Linked DNA regions of Mus musculus: region 1 is linked to region 2. The links are chromatin contacts, found by Hi-C or POLR2A ChIA-PET in ENCODE. All regions are on one chromosome and are shown on one strand. Each heading gives the region's core, a stretch centred on a gene start or an enhancer-like site at or near the end of the contact. The rest is flanking DNA. Distances are from core to core; before and after follow the strand shown.

The links. A loop is a pair of places that touch in the nucleus more often than their neighbours do. ChIA-PET counts read pairs that join two places held with the same protein, here RNA polymerase II (POLR2A).
Region 1: a loop to region 2 is called in a map of heart, with 3 times the contacts of the local background. The contact joins the promoter of Wdr19 here to the enhancer-like site in region 2. A Hi-C loop is called at or near these places in 2 of 37 maps with a recorded cell type or tissue (both heart). POLR2A ChIA-PET finds 5 or more read pairs at or near these places in 2 of 5 experiments (Patski and embryonic stem cell).

Annotation. Positions count from the first base shown.
Region 1 is chr5:65,196,689-65,201,001 of GRCm38, reverse strand. It overlaps Wdr19 (WD repeat domain 19), which reads right to left and starts at 1,306. Exons shown (of 37, transcript NM_153391.2): 1 at 1,242-1,306. The coding sequence starts at 1,247.
Region 2 is chr5:65,155,207-65,159,057 of GRCm38, reverse strand. Klhl5 (kelch-like 5) reads right to left here. Exons shown (of 11, transcript NM_175174.4): 6 at 2,817-3,003; 7 at 50-274. Among named protein-coding and RNA genes, the nearest start is that of Klhl5, 26 kb to the right of the region's middle. Within about 2 kb of position 1,462, at least 1 of the 3 ENCODE cell types and tissues checked has a DNase peak (open chromatin) inside an H3K27ac peak, as active enhancers do; it is heart, where a contact is called at or near this core.

The DNA.
Region 1 (4,313 bases), core at 57-2,556, 42 kb before region 2:
GTTATAAGTTAAAAATTTGAAATTTCATTGACTTATATTATTCTTATATCAGACTGCTACATTCTAGAATACTCAGGAACATGACCCTAGATGAAAAATATTAGTTTTAAATACTGTAGATTAATCAAGCACACCCTTATCTAGGTAGATGCAGCTTAGATACTGTAGCTGAAGACTTGAATCTGAGTGACAACACAACTCCTCCAATGCTATCTGAATAAATGCCCATCTCCCGAAAGCCTGTGTCCTGGAATCGCAACTTAAGATAGAGGTGCGCTATGATGCCAAGCACACACAGGTTTTTTCCAGCACGTACACTCACTCAACGTATTCTAGACCATCTTACTTCTGCGAGTTTGGGAATACATCGTCCTTAAACCTGATTCTATTCCTTTCATGGCAGATCTGTCTTGGGCTGTAATCTTACAGGTTAGTTTTCTTCCACAGAGTTATATCGGTTCTAGGTACAACTCAGATAAAAGTTACAGCTTTCCTAGAACAGCAAAAAGGTTTGCTTGTTGCAGGTCACGGTTAACTTAACTGTAAAGAGAATAGTATTTACTCCTTTCCGACACACCAGAAAGTGAATCATGCAAAGTTATCTGCCAATTCCAATGGACACACAAGAGCTACAGTGAAGCTTTAGGAAAGCTGAAACCATTTTAAACTCGGTGTTTCCATTTCTTTGTCAGAGCAGTGCGGGGGTAAGTACCTCTGAGGTAAATCACAGGAGTGCAGCGGCTGCCCCTGTGGAATTCACAACAAACCCAATCAGAAAACCTGCGTGCAGTGGAGGACGCACACAGGTGTGCAGATTTCTCCATCATGTGTTCTAGCGACCAGGGCTCTGCATACCGGACAGGTCACAGGCCAAGTAATTCTTGATGACTGTTTTAGAGACTTTTGATTCTCCCTAGGGCTCTGGGCCAGTGGCTTGGTTTGCCCAGGATTAAGCTACAAGAAATCGGTAGCGATACCGGTAGTTCGGGCGTACTCAGATCAGGCTTCTACCAGATTCCAGAGGGCACAGGCCTCCCTCAGCCCGCTCTCCAGAGCTTCCTTTCCCTGCATCCTTACAAGCCCATCATCCCCTCCCGCCCGCTCCCGGAGCTCATTCCTCTATCCTCAGCACTTCCGCGGAGGGACAGGGACACAAACTCCTCAGAGTCGCGCTCCGAGAGTTTAGGAAATACAGAGGCTGCCACATCTTCTCAATCCGCTGGCACTTGTAAGTTATTTACCTTCATTTCAAAGGCTCCAGCGACACCCCCGTTCTTGTAAGTGCGCAGGCGCAACAGAACACCCCCGCCCCGCTACCGCGTTCTCGTCACCCAGGAGACCGTGCAAACAGCGACCAATCAGCGAGCGTGGGGCGGAGCTGCCCCCGGAGCCCTCCTTTGAGAGAGATGGGCAGGGTGGGTAGAGTCACGTGATGGAGGTGGAGCTAAGCTCCGGGAAGTTGAATGCTACGAGGGCTGGTCAACTTCCTGCCTGAGCTCTGATTGGGTGAGGCTGCGAGGCAGGCGGGCCCTATGGACAGAAAGGGTCTTGAGCTATGTGAGCAGAAACCACTGGCCTAGGAGCGGTTGTAAAGGAATTCCGGGGGGAAAAAAGCTGGACCCAGAGGTTGGCAAGTAGGAGGCAGGAATTGGCTCATGAGCCAGACGGCTTCTACAAGATCCACTTGTAAAAAAGGCTTGGAGAAACTAATGTATCATTCCTCATTTTTTTTTCTTGCAGGGTTTTTATTTTTGATTTTGCCCTAACGGAGGTGAGGTATGAGGAGTCGTTTTCTTTCAGGACCATTAAGACAATTTTAGCTAGTGTGATCGGGGAGGAATAGTTGAAAAAAATAAAGAAAAGAACTCGCCTGTAGTATTTGAGCCTGGTAAACAAGAAGTTTAGCGGAAGCTAAGCATTAAAAGTTGGCTGGAGGGAGGGAGTGGGATTCTGCACAGTAGCTAAGGTTGGCTAGCTGGGCATCATCACCTCGGGTTCCTAGAATAGAGTTGGGTAATTTTTCACAGCGACTCTCGTCCATGAGATAAAATTGTAGTCAAACCTAAAATGGCCTCAGCAAGAATACAAGATGGAGAAACTTCTGCATTGTCTTGCTCTGTCACAATAGTAACAGGCTAATCAAAAACAAACAAAAAAAAAACAAAAAACCTACATGGTTGCATCAGTAGCTATAATAACAAAGCATTTGACAAAACTGAACATAAAACAAACCCTCAAAATTCTCAAAAAACAAAACCCAACAAGAAAAAGCAAGACAACAAAACCCTGTACCATAGAAATTGTAAACAGTATCTCCAAATAGCCTAAGGCTGATGTACTTAATGCTAAGAATCTTGAAAGTAGTCCCATTAGGAACAAGGCAGGGATGTCCCCTCTTGTGACTCTTTCTCAATTCTGGTGGAAGTCCTAGTTAATGCAATAAGGAGAGAAAAAGAAGCATACTGATTGAGGAAGGAGGTGGGAAAACTGCAGATGACATGACTGAGAGTGTACAGAATCAGTAGAAGAGAGGGAGGGATGTGGGGTAGAGGTAGAGCTAATTATACCAAGCCTCCAGGATACAATCTTAATACACAAAGAGTAGTCACACCCCTCCATATCAGTAATAAGCAGATTTGAAATAAAAGAGCAGTGCCATTTTCATGAGTACCTCTCAAAATGGAATGCAGCTACAAGTCTAGCAACGTATATACATAATGGGTGTGAACAACAGTACAGAACCGAAGATAGATATTAAAAGAGTTCAGAGGGCTGTGAGGTGGCTCAGTGGGGGAGGGTCCTCTTTGCCCAGCTTGACGACTTAATCCCCAGGAAACAGCACAATGCCAGCATAATGTGGAAGGAGAGAAGCAATGACCACAAGTTGTCCTCTGACACAATGGCACACGTGCCAGCACGTATAAGTAAGTGTCATGAGAACAATTTAAAAGGACTATAAAGGAGAGACACCCCACGCTCATGAATCGTAAGAGTCAGGATTGTAAGATAACAGTTTCCCTCCAGTTGGTCTGTAGCTTTAGTGGAACTACGAGATCCCAATCGGTTCACTAACAACTGGATTCTGAAGTCCACAGGGAGACGCAGATGGTGCAGAATAGGAACGCGTCGCTGCTGGGATCACTTTAAGTTTTTAAATGGGTACAGCTACAAATAGCCACTCCATTATTAATTATTTTCAATGGACCAACAAGATAGATAAAGACATTTTCTGCCAACTTCGATCCCAGGTCCCATATGGTAGAAAGAGAGAGCTGACTTCTGCAAGCTGCCCTCTGAACTCCACACATATGCCCTGCACATATTCCTCACTGTAAGTACACAAAGTAAATGTAAAAGAAAAAATTTTGAGTGTGTTTAAGACTAAGTGATAAGGATGATAGAAGAGACAAACACATCCCAGGAAAGATCCAAAAAGATTTAGTCAACTGATCTTTGACAAAGAGCAAGGTCCGAACAGTGTGGCAGCAGGAGTGTCTTCCCAACACAAGGTGCTGGAACAACTGTATGTCCACATGCAAGAGAATCTGAAAAAAGTCTCTCACAAAAATTACTTGAAATCAACTGCAGACCAAATGAAAGATGCTAAATTGGAAATAAGACAATTGTGGTGGTTTGCATATGCTTGGCCCATGGGAAGTGGCACTCTTAGGCTTTGTTGGAATAGATGTGGCCTTGATGGAGGAAATGTGTCACTGTGTAGGTGAGCTTGGAGGTCTCCTAGTGCTCAAGCTCTGCCCAGTGCGGAAGAGAGTCTCCTCCTGGCTGTCTTTGGATCAAGATATAGAGCCCTTGGCTTCTCCAGCACCAGGTCTGCCTGCATGATGCCATGTGACTAAACCTCTGAAACTGTAGCCAGCTCCAGTGAAATGTTTGCCTTTATAAGAGTTGCCTCGGTCATGGTGTCTCTTCACAGCAATAGAAACTTAACTAAGGCCGGTATAGAAGAAAGTCTTAAGTGATCTTGGGTTTGGTGATTACTTTTAAACTGTAGTAAAGAACAGTCCATAGGGGAAAGGATAGATACATGGAACTAAATTAAAACTAAAAGCATGGCCAGGGCATGGCTCAGGGAGTGTGGGCACTTGCTGCCAATACTGACATTTTCAGTTCAATTCCAATACTACATTGTGGATGGAGAGAACCGAGTCCTGAGAGCTGTCCTCTGGCCTCCAAGTGCACACATGTGCAAAAGACAAGCCTAACCAAAGACCGACTCAAAAGACAACTTTAAAACCAAACAAGAAAACAAAGATTTTGAAATATGCATAAAACATGTCTGACCAAACTCCTAG
Region 2 (3,851 bases), core at 213-2,712:
TGTGGCATCCTGATACATGGCTTCCAAGCAGGCGAGCAGACGCACTTACCGAGCCCGTGCCTGTGTGTGGACATAGGTGGCATCACACTCCAGGTTTTTGTTTTGGGGTTGTAGCACTCTACGGTGTTCAGAGTCTTCAGTCCGTCTCGCCCTCCGACCACGTACAGTTTGTCATCTAAGACTGCGACGCCGAATTGGAGCCTCCTCCCATTCATGTTTGCCACAGGAGTCCACATATTTGTACGGAGGTCATACTTCTCAATGCTTGTTGCTCCTGAACAATAACACAGAAGTTAGGAGACTACAAGATCCACCCCGGCTATGTTACAGACACAGAAGTAGAATTTATCTTGTGTGTGTGTGTGTTGTGTGTGTGCGCGCGCGCGTGCATATGGTGGGCAGAGGTTGGTGTCTGGTGTATTCCTTTGTCGCTCTCCACTTTGTTTTTCCAGAGGGGTCTCCCTGAACCAGAACTCACTGTTCTGGCTAGGCTGGCTGGCGAGGGGCTCCAGCAATCCACCTGTCTGCCTCCCCAGCCCTGGGATCACACAAGTGTGCCAGCTGTGTATATGGTTTCTGGGGATTTGAACTCAGGTCCTCTTGCTTGCATGGAGAAGCACTTTAACAGTGGAGTCATCTCCCTAGCCCCAAAGTATAAAGGTTTCTTCGAGCATCGACAGCAATACTTTTATGCTATCTTATGAAGCCCCTGCAGTACGGCCCTCGCCTGTGCCATGACCTTTTCTCCCATCATTCTCCCTGGCATACTCCAGGCCCAGCATTAAAACATCCAGCAGGGGACGTTCTTTGTTCAAAGAGGCCAGGAAGACGCTCAGCAATTGGCGGAAGTGCAGGGAGGGAGCCACAGGGGATCATTCTGAGAAGGCTGGCCACAGTGCAGACAGGGTTCTTGGACAAGCTGAGGGAGGCTGTCTCCCTTTTGGGATCGGATTGTTGGGTTGTTTATAGAAGTCAATGGAAAGGTCTAGGGGAAGGAAACCGCTGACCCAGGAGATAAGGGAGACAATTATTATGTGAGGTTCTGGAAGAAAGAACAGTAACAACAAAACGGGCGGAGTGGGGCTGACACCACGCAAGGGAGGGGGCACGGCAAGGAGGAAGGACAAAGGTCGCCTGGGAACCATTCTGCCGGAAGTGAAGGGAGTTACTACCCATGGGGTTTACCATGGAAAATTCCAGAGCTCTTTTGCTCTCTTTCAAGATGTGGAACAGCAACAGCAGAGATTTAGGAAAAAGTGAAAGAAAGTATCTCACTTAAAAAAAAATCTAACTCGCACTTCCGTAGAGATCGAGTCTTTTTCTAAGCTGATAATTTACCAGCCTGTTCTAGCATTATAAAGGACTGCAGTCGCAGTGGACACTTACTCCTCAGGCTTGTAAAATCAGCATCAGAGCTACTACTGTTGAACCTAAAACCAGACCGTCCGGCTGGCTCCACACCCGGCGCTGTGTTTACTTACCCTACACAGGCTAAGGCTTTTGAGACTGACACCAACTCCCGTTCCATCTTGTATTCTCCCAGAACTACACAGAATCAATCCCTTCTAAACACTAGCTGGTTTAAAAATACTTTTTACTTTGCATAGCCTTTCTTTGTAATATATGGCAATAATGATATTTTATTCATTCAGATTATATACATGTGTGTAAAGTATCAAGATTGTATGGATTTGTTTGATTCTTCACTCCAACCATGACTTTAAAGTGTCCATAAAATAAAATAAAAAATCGCCTTCCATCAAACAAAAATCTTTTTCCATTGATGAATTTTCAAGCTTTTTTTGTTTTTTTTTTTTGTTTTTTGTAGACTTCTGTTATAAACTGGAAAGCCAAAATTTAAGAATCTAAACTAGTAATACAAATATGCATCTATAAGTTTGTGGGTGTGTGTGGAGAGACAGCACAGTGGTTAAGAGCGCCTAGCTTCAATTCCTAGCACCCACAGAATGACTGGGAGCATAGGGAGGGTGCAGGATCTACTGCCCTCTTCTGGCTCCCACAGGCACTGCATGCCTATGGTGCACATTAGACGGGGCTGGAACAGGGCTGAGAGCAGAACCAGGATGAGCTGAGACTGTGTGACTTCTGTCAGGGTTGCAGGCACCACTGCAGGAGGATGGGCAGAGGTCAGGTGTACAGAAAGGCCCCATAACAACTGACAGCCAATAGCACCATGCATGGTCTTCAACCTCTAGGAACAACTGTTCACAGAATCCAAGTTTGTAACTCAAATATTTGTGTTTAGCTTTCATTTCTATATATGTATGTATGTATTCATGAATCTTTTCTTAATTGTTTAAGAGTAAAAATCACAGAAATGATGACCCCGTGGCCCTAAATATTTCAGCAGATCTTCCTCAGAGAAAACGATTCTTTTTAAAAGTCATCTATGTGGAGTGAAGTGTTCTTACTGAGCTAGATCCCTAGCCTAAAGTAGCTAGTTACCTCTTCCTAATCTCATCTGTCTCTATCAGTTGGCACCATGAAAGAAACAGCTTTCCTTTCCATCTGTGTCTCTGTGAACTCACGGAGACTCTGATTTGACGTTAGCTTCTTTTACAGTAATTACTTACTATGATGCTCAAGTTACTTAAACTCAATGGAAACTCCCAACAAGATGTCTTCTCTACCTTTTGATCTGCCTCTTACCATGCCTTGAATATTTTCTGCCACTAAGGTGCTTTCTGGTCTCATCTTTTCCTGTCCTTGTCCCTCAACCAGTCACTTCTCCACCGGGCCTCTTGGTAGTGTTACTGGTTACCCTCTGTTCCTTTAGATCAACGATCTCCCAATACCCTTTGTTGAATCCATCCCTCCAACTGCAAATAACGTTCCAACAGTTGACTTGCGAGGCTTTGTCCGAGGACTCTGCAACATGGGTCGTCTCTCAGGTAATAAATGGTACTTCATTGCTTCCATGATGAGTTTCTGACATTCAATGTCATCCCGGAAAAGTGCATTGTTTTCCATGTCTGCCAGGAACTAGAAGAGAGCAGGGTATACAGACAATGAAGACATGTAAATATACTTTTTAGTTCACTACTGCATTTTGCTGGTCTGTTTATTTCTAGGATTTTACTTCATTTTTGAGACAGGGTCTTACTATGTGGCCCTGGTTGGTCCAGAATCCATGATGTACAGCAGGCTAGCCATGGCCCCCTGATTCTCCTGCTTCAGTATCTCACACAGTGAAATTGCAGGCAGCAATCACCACCATGGGCTCATGAGTGCCCCTGCCTCATGAGTGCAGGGATGAAAGACATTTATCACCCTCCCCTGCCCGGTTTCTGTTGTTTCTGATGTAGGAACTCATATTGGCTTTGAACTCTTATGTGTCCCAGGCTGACTCTGAACTTGGGCTCACAGGTGCTGAGGCTATAGGCAAGAGCTGCCCCAGATTATTGGTGTCTTTACTGCATGCTCTGAAATCTGATATTTTGGTCTCCCTCTCATCAAGTTTCACAGTTTTCTTGGCTATTTGAGGTCTAGTTTTCCATGTTGGTTTAAGACAGAGTCATCTAGTTATCTTTATTTTCTTGGCTTTCTGGTGTGAATGGTGCTAAGTTCTTTTATTAGTTATGGAGAATACACATTTTGTGATATTAGGTCTTTCTGTTCAAGGAGCCTTCTCACTTGTATCACTTTCTTTACTGTCTTTCCCTTCATTTTGTTAAATCTATTCTTATATATGTAATTATTTTTATTGCCATTTTATTTTTTCTGTTTTTTAAAAAAAACTTTCTCTCTCCTTCTTCCTTCTCTTCTCTTCTCTTCCTTCCTTCCTTTCTTTCTTTCTTTCTTTCTTTCTTTCTTTCTTTCTTTCTTTCTTT